Regions from separate parts of the Homo sapiens genome. Here region 2 is linked to region 1. The links are chromatin contacts, found by Hi-C or POLR2A ChIA-PET in ENCODE. All regions are on one chromosome and are shown on one strand. Each heading gives the region's core, a stretch centred on a gene start or an enhancer-like site at or near the end of the contact. The rest is flanking DNA. Distances are from core to core; before and after follow the strand shown.

What was found. Hi-C counts contacts between places; a loop is a spot of excess contacts on that map. ChIA-PET counts read pairs that join two places held with the same protein, here RNA polymerase II (POLR2A). Pooled maps may share reads with other maps.
Region 2: a loop to region 1 is called in a pooled map, with 3 times the contacts of the local background. The contact joins the promoter of MAP3K13 here to the promoter of EHHADH in region 1. A Hi-C loop is called at or near these places in 4 of 50 pooled maps. POLR2A ChIA-PET finds 5 or more read pairs at or near these places in 2 of 52 experiments (HCT116 and MCF 10A).

What each region holds. Positions count from the first base shown.
Region 1 is chr3:185,249,860-185,255,412 of GRCh38, forward strand. It overlaps EHHADH (enoyl-CoA hydratase and 3-hydroxyacyl CoA dehydrogenase), which reads right to left and starts at 4,190. Exons shown (of 7, transcript NM_001966.4): 1 at 4,090-4,190. The coding sequence starts at 4,163. It overlaps MIR5588 (microRNA 5588), which reads right to left and starts at 3,413; the gene lies at 3,351-3,413.
Region 2 is chr3:185,361,699-185,368,135 of GRCh38, forward strand. MAP3K13 (mitogen-activated protein kinase kinase kinase 13) reads left to right here and starts at 1,438. Exons shown (of 14, transcript NM_004721.5): 1 at 1,438-1,670. RefSeq lists a silencer at 1,270-1,419 and enhancers at 1,890-1,979, 2,070-2,129.

The DNA of each region.
Region 1 (5,553 bases), core at 2,940-5,439:
CAATGGGATGGAAGCATATTTGGTATATGCAACTTTGGGGAAGAGTTCTTAAAGATTTGGGTATGCTTTTCCCTTTTTCTTTCCTCCCTATTCCTGGCACCAGTGATGGTTAGATCAGGAGCAGCCACCTTGGATCAGGAGGTAGAAGCTATGTATTGAGGATGGTAGAGCAAGAGATAGACAGAGAAAATAATTGAGGCCCCTGTTGATTGTGGAGCAGCTGTATCATTCCAGGGCACTGCTGTGAGAGAAATTAGCTTTTTATTGTCTAATTCACTATTATCTTCACTATTCTGTCAGTGACAGCCAAGCGTAATCTTAACTAAGATAAGATATAAAGGCAAGATAGTGGAAAGATAGGGCATGTAGCAGATTTTGCCAAGTTTTAATATATGAGGAAGTCATCTGCAGAAGAGATAGCTAAAACCAAGACTGAATGAGTCTACCAAAGGAAAAGAGAGCTGAGGGCAGATCCTCTGGATATATCTTCATTTAAGAAGTGGGACAAGCTCAGCAGAGTGATTCAGCAAGTGAGCTCAAAGTCACAAAGACCAAGAGAGAAAATTTGTGAAGAAGGAGGGGATTAATAAGTACCAAGCAATAAGAGAATCTAGGGCAAGTGGTGAGGAACTGCTTAAAAGGAAAAACCACAGAACCAGATTCCAATCAGTTTTGCCTTGGAATTCCAAGTATTCTGAGTAAAATCTCTGTTCTTTAGTACACAGGGTTAAAAATAAATTTTAAAACAAAACAAACAACAACAAACTTCTGTAAAGGCCATATTGTTAAGACCAACAACTATTAGTTAAAACCCCAAGAAATAAAAAGGATACTTGCCCTTATTTATAATGATTCCCTTACACCTAATTACTTTTCACCTCTTAACCTAGATGAAATCAGACAAAACCTCTTGGCTTCAGCTGGTTAATTAGAAGCCAAATCTGACCATGAAAAGCAAATTCAGAACCATTATATAACATCAAAAAGTCCAAAAGGCACACATTTCCTTCTGAATAAACAATGCTTACAAAACTAGCCAAAATTAGCTCAATCAGTGCCACTGAGGAGAAGAAACCAGCTTTTCCCATTTCAACCTATCTTCCTTTTTTATGTTCATAATTTTGCAAATATCAAAAACAGGAAAAAAATGAAAATAGCTATAACAGATACGCACTTTACTAGATTCAAGCTGACAGAGAGAGTCATAGCAATGTAAAGGCCGCAGAAGTTATGAAATTATTTTCTCCTGTTAATACTGTCAGGCATGAAGAAATAGAGTCTGGAGTAGAGACAGCATTTCATGACTACTGACCAAAACTCTTCAGCTTCTTTGACTATAGAAGGTCTTTCCTTTTTTTTTTAGACAGTTTTTTTTTTTAAACCAAAAGTCATCAAATCAAGTTTGTGGCTTGTGACCAGGATTTTTTCAAAGAAAAAGAAGAGATGAGAAAATAGACTATATCAAACAATATACCAAGTAAGGATAGGTTTTGTTTTAGGAAACTGCTTTCGGTTACGTGTTTGTATGTAAGTGTGTCTTGAATTGCTACGTAAAAACGTGAGCTTTCTTACTCTGTGGATTACAGTAAAGCAATCGTGTGAAAGCCATTGTTCTGGGAGACAGGCCTATTAATCAGGCATGTCCTATACTTATAAAGAGGGCTGGTGTTTATCTGAATGGAAGCAAACATGGCTGGCTAAACTAGCAATGAAGGATTTAAACTATTTGTTTTGGGGAAAAAATTTATATGTGTGTGTGTGTGTGTGTGTGTGTGTGTGTATTACACTCAAGTAAGAATCTCTCAATCAGCTAGGAGGAGACGACTTCCCATATAAAATTAGAAATAGGAAGGGGAAAAGGAAGAAAGGGAGGAAAGAAAAAGTGTAAGAAAAAAATTGAGGAATCTGTTAAACTTGAGGAACTCCTAGGATGTCCATTTCTACCTAAAAAAGTTCAGAAGACAGACAAAAAAGGGCAGAGAAGTACTTATTCCCAAGTGGAGAATATCTTCTTGATGAAACTGAAGTGGGTCCTGAGTAGCAGGGCCTGTTTTTGGGGCTTGAACAGGTCTTCTGACTAATAGGAATAACTAACATCTATTAAATGCCACTTCATAATTTCCAGCTGATTTAAACTTCACAACTTTATGAGGTAGGCCCTAACATTTCTCCTGCAAAGAGGATGGGGGTGGCACAGGTGGTTGCATGGGTGGGCAAGGAGAGCAGGTTAAATTCCAGAAATATTAAAAGCAATTGTCAGAGGCTGGGCACGTGGCTCATGCCTGTAATCCCAGCACTTTGGGAGGCCGAGGCAGGTGGATCACGAGGTCAGGAGATTGAGACCATCCTGGCCAACATGGTGAAACCCCGTCTCTACTAAAATACAAAAAATTAGCTGGGCGTGGTGGCACGCACCTGTAGTCCCAGCTACTCGGGAGGCTGAGGCAGGGGAATCACTTGAACCCGGGAGGCAGAGGTTGCAGTGAGCTGAGATCACGCCACTGCACTCCAGCCTGGCGACAGAGCAAGACTCCGTCTCAAAACAAGCAAATGAGCTTAAAAAAAAAAGAAAAAAAAAAAACAGTTGTCAGAAAATATTCCTAGTCATGGGTATTAGAGTATGGAACTTTTCCCCCTAAGGTCCTAATATCTAGCAATTCTAATCAGTATATAGACCAGTCCAAAATTGACATGTAATCATATTACTTACATTTTTCTTTGTCAAAACCAATATAACAGATATTTTGCTTTTTATTCTGGGAATGGCAAGTTAGTAGACATGTCATCCTTATGTGATTTTAGTCCTGCATTTTTTGACATTATTAAATGCAATAATTCATAATGAATTAATATTAATACTAATGATAAATCAAATCCAATGACAGTAGGATTTTTAAATTCTATTAAAATTAGCAGGTCTTCTCATTTCAGTCTCTTTGCTTCAGCAGCATGTTATAAGAATTTTGACCAAAGACCTTTCTCTCTATGCTTTATATATTCTTGATAAATTATAATTTCCACTAATCTTATTCCCTGTGGATAGGTAATTCTTTTTCAAGGCTGACATATAATTATTTTTTTAAGAGATGTAGAAGGACCAAACCAAATAATCATTACTTTTCAAAAAGGCAACATTGATCTCACTTTTTAATGTTTAAAGTGCACCACACAAGGCAAATACTCCCCAGTGAGAAAAAGAAGATAAGGTGCAATTTTTCAGAAAATGCTATTGCATAGGCTTAGTCTGATGTGAGTCTTCCTTGGAAGCACCAAAGTCCTGAGGTTTAAACAAATCAGGAGAAATAATTTTGCGTTTCCGGGCCAGGGCAAAATTCTGCTTTAATCACTGAGCTGGCATTAGTGGGACTTTTAACATTAAAAAAAAAAAAAAAAAAAGTCCCACTAATGCCAGTGATTGCCCTATTCCTAAAGCCTTTAGCCAAACATTGTAAGGACAGCCTGGACTCAAAGAAGGGGAGTGAGGCTGGATCAAAGTCCAACATCAAACTAAGTTAAGACCTTTGGATTAGAAAGTCGGCCTGCACACTGGGACCTGTTGTGGGGTGGGGGGAGGGGGGAGGGATAGCATTAGGAGATATACCTAATATTAAATGACGAGTTAATGGGTGCAGCACACCAACATGGCACATGTATACATATGTAACTAACCTGCACGTTGTGCACATGTACCCTAAAACTTAAAGTATAATTAAAAAAAAAAAAGAAAAATAAAAAGTCGGCCTGCAAAGCCAAAGTTGCAAGTAAGCAGGAGGGCTCCGCATGAAGGACAGGTCGAGGCCAACTCCCTAAGTGTTGATCTGTCTCAGCCTCAGCCTCAGTTTCCTTATCAGTAAAACGGGGACGAGAGTTCCCTGCGAAGATTAACCAAGCTAATCTAGGTTAAAAAAAAAAAAAAAGAAAAGAAAAAGAAAGAAAGAAAAGAAAAAAAAAGTTCCTGGCATGTACCAGTTGCTCAACTCTTGAGTGTCCTTCTCGGTTTAAACCGACGGGGGAGAGTCAAAGCCTCCGGAGCCAGAGGGCGGCTAAGGCCCGCACGGTCCCCGGGCTGGAGGCGACCGAGCCCGTTACCTGATCGCGTTGACCGGCGGGTTTCGGAGGCGGATTAGCGCCAAGGCGTTGTGCAGCCGCGTATACTCGGCCATGTTTCCTCTATCACCGAGGGCACCTCTGCCTCTCGCCGTCAGGCAAACCACTTTTCCGGGCGCGCCCGGCCTCCTCCAGAGGAGGGACGCCGGCTGGGCCAATGCGAGCCGGGGCGCCGCCTCCCGCCGCGCCTCTTCCCACCCAGCCCTCCTCTCCCGAGACCCCACCCGGCGCTCTACAGACGCTTGTCGCTTTCCCTTTATTAACTCCCATGCTGCTCCCACCAGAAGGTACAGCAAGGAGAATGATGGAAAACAGCTGTAATTGCCGGCAAGTCGAAGTTTGTAACCCCTTGGCCCATAGGGGCTGGCTACTGAGGACAAGTTCTGAGTTCGCTGAGACGGGCAAGCTGTCCTCATCGCGGTATTCATCTTCATGATCTTTCTGAACAGGGACAGATACCTGGGGCCCTCCCTGACAGTTATGTGATATTGATACACATCTGGAACACATAAAATACACATTGTTCATTTCACCTAAATGAGTAGGGTACTAATGAAACAGCCTTTGCAAAAATTCTAACAGTGAGAAAATTATGGCAGTCAAAGAGATCTGATTTAACCAACCCCATCTTGCCTTTAGCTGCCCTTAATTATTCCTGAGCTTAGGCCAAGTTAACTTTGGGAGACATTTGGTTTATAGTTTAAATGATAATAGCCCTTCCCCAAAACTCAACTGCCTTTGTAAAGCTAACCGAGAGACCACCAGGCTAGGAGGACAGAGGAGTGTGAATTCTCTCTGCTAAGGTGTAAACATAGACCATTGCCAGCCATTATTCCGGAAGCCACCAGATAGACAACTTCCCCATTTACTCCTGCAGGTAACATTACTATTGTAGAACCTAAGTTTGGCCTTTTGAGATATTTTTTCACGTTTGCCTGACACTGATGGCTCCACCTGGACCAGTCAACAGCTCCTGTGGCCCCACCCACAAGCAACTCAGTACAAGAGGATAGCTTCAACCCCTATGATTTCATCTCCAACCCAACCAGTCAGCATTTTCCATACCCTAGCCCCTGCCCACCAAACCACCTTTGAAAAACCCCTAACCTACTAGCCTTCGATGAGATTGATTTGAGTAATAACTCCATGTCCCATGTGGCGTGGCCAGCCTCACATCAATTAAACTCTTTCCTTACTGCAATGCTGTGGTCTTCCTGAATTGATTTTGTTTGTGCAGCAGGCAGGAAGAACCCATCCAGTGATTACTCTAACATCAACCAAATACTTATATAACATTGTTACTAGAGGAGGGTCTGGACTGCAAGTTGTCCAGGTTCTTGGCGTTTTGAACAAAGAATTGGACGAAACACACAAAGCAAGGGAAAAACAAAGCAACAGAAGCGAATATTTATTGAAAACGAAAAGACACTCCACACGGTGGGAGTG
Region 2 (6,437 bases), core at 188-2,687, 110 kb after region 1:
TGCATGTTCGTTCTTAAATAATGTGGTACACTGAGGCCTACTGGGCGTGTACCAATGCCGTATTTGCCTTGAGCACTCCCATGTTACATGTGTAAACTTCTTTGGTCTATCTTTTTTGTAGTGATATTCCACAATAAGCTCCTTTAGAGAAGTTTGTTAACTATGTTGTTTGCCAACGATATTCTATTGCTTCAATATAGACAGTACACTGAATATCTTTGCTGTGTGTAAAATTATCCTGAAAAGTTTTCCTTTTCCAAATGAGCTAAGAAGTGTGCAATACTTACTAGTGGTCAGGTTTAGACCCTCCAGAACCACTTAGAAACAGGCCACCACTTTCCTTCTCTCACAGTTGTATAAATAATCTGATTGAGAAATAGAGCAGATCTCTGTTCAGAATGTTCTTGGTCACTGGACACCTCATAACTGAGGCTTTATATTAACCACGATCGTTCTAGTTTCAAGGATTGAGGCCATTTCCCAAGTTCAGAAAAATCATGATCAGTATTTGTCAAGTATTAGTCATTGTGAAGTGTAGTGATGGGGAGTAGGGACAATAAATATATTCATCTCCAATTTTGTATAACTGAAAAGTGTAAAAATAAAGAAGAAAGAGATGCCTCTTGAGTGAATTTAATACAGCTGTTTTTGCTGTTAATAATAAAACATCTTACTGAAACCAAAATTTGTTCAAAGTTTCATTAAGTGCCCTTTTGGAGCTGTGTCTTAATCGACTGCCAGAAGTTGAATAAACCAATGAGGAAACACTGTACCCTACTTAAAAGTAGCAGTAAATTTTTCTTCCATATCCACTTTTGATACATCATGAAGGTCAGCAAGATGTTACTGCTGTGCAAAACAGCTACATTCGTGTAATATTATTTTCCATATGTCTGTTTTCTTAGTTACTAGATTATTGTTCCCATGCGTTCTTCCCGACAATTTTGCTTTTACAAGTCCCGACAATTTTGCTTTTACAAGTCGTGGTGAGCAGGGCATACATGTCCACTAGTCTGCTAGTTTTAGAAATGGTTTTCCTGACTTTGATTTGTTTTGATCGCATCAGGCATATTGCTGAACAGTAAGAAAAGGGTTGAAGAAAAGAGTTCTAATGAATAAAAGATGGGATTTCTTCTATATGCATTTTTGTTATCCTTGATTCCACAGAAATTCTATTTTGATTCCTTCATTCAATAACAATAATAATGTTTTTATGACTATCACAGCTTGAAACACACACACACACACACACACACACGCACACACACACACACACACACACACTCAAGCTGCCAGTCTGTCTTAAGGCAGTGGCAGATGCCTGATTGGCGGGCTCTGTTTATTCTGTGACCAGATTCCTTCTAAAAGAAGGAAGGCCATGTCTGCCTGAAGCCTATTGGCTGGGCCTACTCTGGACCCGCCCCTCTTTTTTTTTTCATGACACACACCACAGCGAAGTCTGTGCGGAATCCTAAACCAGCCCAATTTACATCCATTCATGAATCTGTGACGTCAGCAAGCCTTTGGGCTCCTTTGCGGTGGGCTGGAGGATTGTGTGGGTGGAATCCCCCTCCCCTTTATTTTTCCAATTCTGCAAGGCTTTTAAAATTCACCTTACATCTTTTCAAAGCAAGAAAATGGAACAGCATGTGTAGGAATTCTTCGTTGTTGTGAGTATTGCACTCTGTTTTTCCTGTTTCTTCAGTATTTATTTCACAAGGACAGACAGAGAATGTGTGATTTGAGGTGATTAGAAAGCTGATATTATTGAGGGCGACACCGTGAGAGAGACAGAGAGACAGAGGCGGAGAGAAACCCGAAACCCCGTTACAGCTAGGAGCCTCTGAAACTGACAGCTGGTTTTCCTTTGCTTGTCTGCCTGCTAGACGTGGACATTTTTCATTTACGGTTCTGCACGTTACCTCGGATGCCTGCTTGGCTTTCCTTAAAGGGAGATTCATTTCTCTGAGAGATGATGTGGATGGTATTAGCAGAAAAGCCCAGAACACCAGAAAGGTGCTGAGAAAAGCGGGGCCCGCAAGACAGAGCAGGTTCTATCCTGTGGGGCACTTGTCTTCCTTGCGACCGTCCTTTCTGCCGTTCCTCACCCTTCACCTTGCCTTTGTTTCATATTGTGTAACAGTCAGTATCTTGCGATTGCAATTTGGTGAAGATGAATACTTGTTCAACCATTTTTCAAAAGCTCTTATGACGGGAGCCATAGTGGTGTATTTATATATATTCATAGCTCTTCTTTATGTCACTCTCTACACTTTATAGTGTCAAAAACTTAAAAAGCTGCATTCGAGGGAAAGGGGGAATTATCCTTAAACTTGGGTTTTTCAATATCCTCTAATGAAAACTAAGAAGTGGTTACAATGTTCCACAATTATATTGCATAGAAATGCACATGAGTGTTTTCCTAAGATGAACTTATTAGCTGAAAATAGTTTATTCCACTGTGTTGGGGAAACATGGAAAAGTTCTGATATGTTCCATGTATAAAGTTGGTTTGGTAGTTTGCTACTGTAGTTTTAACAAAAAGTTACTATTTGTGATTGAATTTGTTTTCCAAGGGTCTGTTTATTCTGGTGAAAGTTGTGAGAGTAAAGAAGAGGGATGTGACATTGTGACATGTTCTGCCCCTGGGGCAGCTCCTCAACCCGAATAATCTGACAGCATTTCCCAACTGCTTCACTTTGAGCGATTTATATGCCAGTCTGCAGCATGTACCCAGTTGTTCTTTCTCCTGAGAAAGCAAAATGCCTGATATTTCTTATAATCCAGGCTGCCATGTTTACCTTGTAAAATCAATACTTAATTTTTAGATTTTTATATTATCTTTTCTCGTGAAGCAAGACTTCTAAATTATGGCTATAATATCTTTTGAATTGTTGTTCTTAATGAATCTTCCAACTGTAAACTCATCTAATTTCAAACTTATCATACCTGAGGATGTAACATTGTCTTTTGTTTCTCATCTTGATATTACCGTCAATCATTTTGTATTTCTGAGTACATTTGAACTTGCTGGAGTAATAGAGGGAAAACCTCTGCCTGATTCTAAATCAGATCTTTGTCCTATACTCGGACAATTATGGTTTCATATTTTATTATTTTTTATTTTCTGGGTTTAACAAATGAGATAACATTTTAGACATAATATTTGTAAACATCTTGACTTATTTCAGCATTTTCCTTTTTTGTATATCTTCAGAGAGTTTGTTGAAAGTAGCAATTTCCAAGTAATTTTAAATTATTGAAGTCTACTAGCACGAAAGGTCAAATTCTTAGGATATTTAAAAAATGTTGTTTAATAATCAAACTCATCTTAAAAAATGTTCATCAGACTCTGTCTTTGATGCACATTTTGCCAAAAGAGAGCCTTATTTCTGTGAAAGAAATACAGTATGTACTTTGGATTTACTAAAGTAAAACTGTTACTTTAAGGCACAGAGCAGATATAGAATCCCCCTCTCTCCCCACTCCTAGTGACTGTATTCTACATTATATTTATCTTCATGTATAGTGTACTTGTAGGGAAAAAAACAATAACTCTTAATTGTTTAATATCAAACAATAAAATCCTGTGTATCAGTGACTGTCAATAGATGGCTTTCTGTTTAAAAACTGAAGCTACTCCAGAAGTAGGAATTAATTTATTTAGTAAACAAAGTCAGTCAAACCAGAGCCATGTCCTGGGGAACTGTCAAAAGAATGGTTCCTAAGGGCCAGAGGCCACATCCACTGGTAGATGACAGAACAACCATACTTCAGATGGCAAAACCGGTCAGTTTGGTTTGCGTTGTGTGCCTATCCTCTTTCTGTGTGCTTCAGCTGAATTAAGTGCTTGGAGAGCTCAAATAGTTCAAGATAGCCAAGATGACCAATTCTGCCAGGTGGCAGCCTGATCTTGCAATTTTGATTAAAATAAAGAACATTCCCCAAGAACAGTTTGTTGCAAAAAAATAAAAATAAAAAAATCACACCCTTGCTCTGTGTTACTATTCTGTAAGAATATGGGGGAGAAAAAAATTTAGAAAATGCAGTCTTTACTCTGAAGGAATCTAGAAAGGAAAATGCCGGAAATAAACTTCAGTATTAGAATTACCTGTGGAACCTTTTTCCCTTCCCTCCCTACCTCTTTCTCCCCATCCCCTCCCCTCCCCTCCCCTCCCCTCCCCTCCCCTCCCCTCCCCTCCCCTCCCCTCTCTTCCCCTCCCCTTTCCCTTCCCTCCCTCCCTCCCTCCCTCCCTTCCTTCCTTCCTTTCTTTTCTCTTTTCTTTTTTCCTATTTAATGGTTTTTAGTATGTTCACAGAGTTGTACAATCATCACAATCCATTTTAGAACATTTTCATCATCACAAAAAGAAACCACATACCCATTAGCAGTCACTCCTCATTTCTCTTCACCCCCCAGCCCTAGACAACCGCCAATCTGCTTTCTCTATATATAGATTTGCTCAGTCTGGATATTTCATGTAAATGAAATCATACAGTACATGCTCTTTTGTAACTAGCTTATTTCACTTAGCATAATGTTTTCAAAGTTTGTCCATGTTGTAGCCTATATCAGTACTTCTTATCTTTTTATTCCCAAGAAATATTCCAGTGCACCATATTTTACTTATCCATTCATCAGTTGATAGATATTTGGGCTTCCGCTTTTTGACTATTAGGAATAATGCTTCTATGAACATTTGTGTACACATTTTTGTGTGAATTTGTTTTAATTTCTCTTGGGTATATACCTGGGACTTGAATTGCTGGGTCATTATGATTACTATATGTTTAACATTTTCAGGAGATGCCAAATTGTTTTCCAAAGTGGTTGCACCATTTTACATTCCCATCAGCAATGTATGAGGGTCCAGTTTCAGCACATCCTCTTCAACACTTGTTATTATCTATCTTTTCTATTAGAACCATCTTAACAAGTTTGAAATGGAATCTCATTGTGGTTTTGGTTTATATTTCCCTAAAAGTGAATGATGTCAAGGATCTTTTTATGTGCTTATTGGCCATCTGTATATCTTCTTTGGAAAAATATCTATTTAGACACATTGTCCACATTAAAAATTAAATTATCTTTTAATCCTGACTTGCAAGTGTCCTTTATATATTCTGGACACAAGCTCTTTATCAGATGTATACTTTGCAAATATTTTCTCTCATTCCATAGGTTGCCTCCACTTTCTTGATAATATTGTTTATGGTATAAAAATTTTTAATTTTGATGAAGTTCAGTTTTATTTTCTTTTGTTGCCTATGCTTTTGGTGTCATATCTAAGTTGGCTTTGCCTGACTCAAGGTCATAAAGATTTACTTCTATGTTTTCTTCTAAGAGTTTTATAGTTTTAGCTCCACATTTAGATCTGTGACTCATTTTGAGTTATTTTTTGTGTGTGCTATAAAGACAGGGTTCAACTTTATTCTTTTGAATCTGGATATTCAGTTGTTTGAGTAATATTTGTTTAAAAGACTATTCTTTCCCCCATTAAATTGTCTTGGCACCCTACCAGGGAACTTAAAAAAAATACTGATGCCATGCTTCCACCTCCAGAGATTTATATTTAATTGGTTTGTGATGGGACCCAGTGATGATGTATTTTTAAAAAGCTTCCCAGCTGAGTCTAATGTGCAGCCGGGCTTGAAAACTATTGACATGCAGGGTCTTAGAACAGAAGAGAGAGAGAGACTTTCAGAATCAGGAAAGAAAATGAGCGAAAACATAGCATTCTGATATGAAAAGGAGGGAAGAAAGGAAAATTAAGAAGATTCATACCAGAAAGCTTGAGTTTTCTTGTTATTCACTCAAAGAGTGAGGGTATCATTGGAAGTTAATGAAATATGTTAAAGAGGAGGAGCTAACATTTATTAAGCACTTTCTACGTGTCTGTAAATTTTTTTTTTTTTTAAACAAGGTCTCCCTCTGTTACCCAGACTGGAATATGGTGGCTTGATCACAGCTCCCTGCAGCCTCAGCCTCCTGGGCTCAAGCCATCTTCCCACCTCAGGCTCCGAATACCTGGGCCCACAGACACATGCCACTATAGCTGGCTATTTCTTAAATTTTTTATAGAGATGAGGTCTCCCTATGTCACCCAGGCTGGTCTCAAACTCCTGTGCTCAAGTGATCCTCCTGCCTTGGCCTTCCACAATGTTGTAATTACAGACGTGAGCCACTGTGCCCAGCCTACATGGCTATAAACCTGTTGGGAGCTTTTATATACATTATTTTATTAAAATATAATCTTCATCCATCCTGGGCAACATGGCAAAACCCTGGGTCTACAAAAAATACAAAAATTAGCCGGATGTGGTGGCACACGCCTGTAGTCCCAGTCACTCGGGAGGGAGGCTGAGGCATGAGAACTGCTTGAACCCAGGAGGCAGAGGTTGCAGTGAGCCTTGATTATGCCACTGCACTCCAGCCT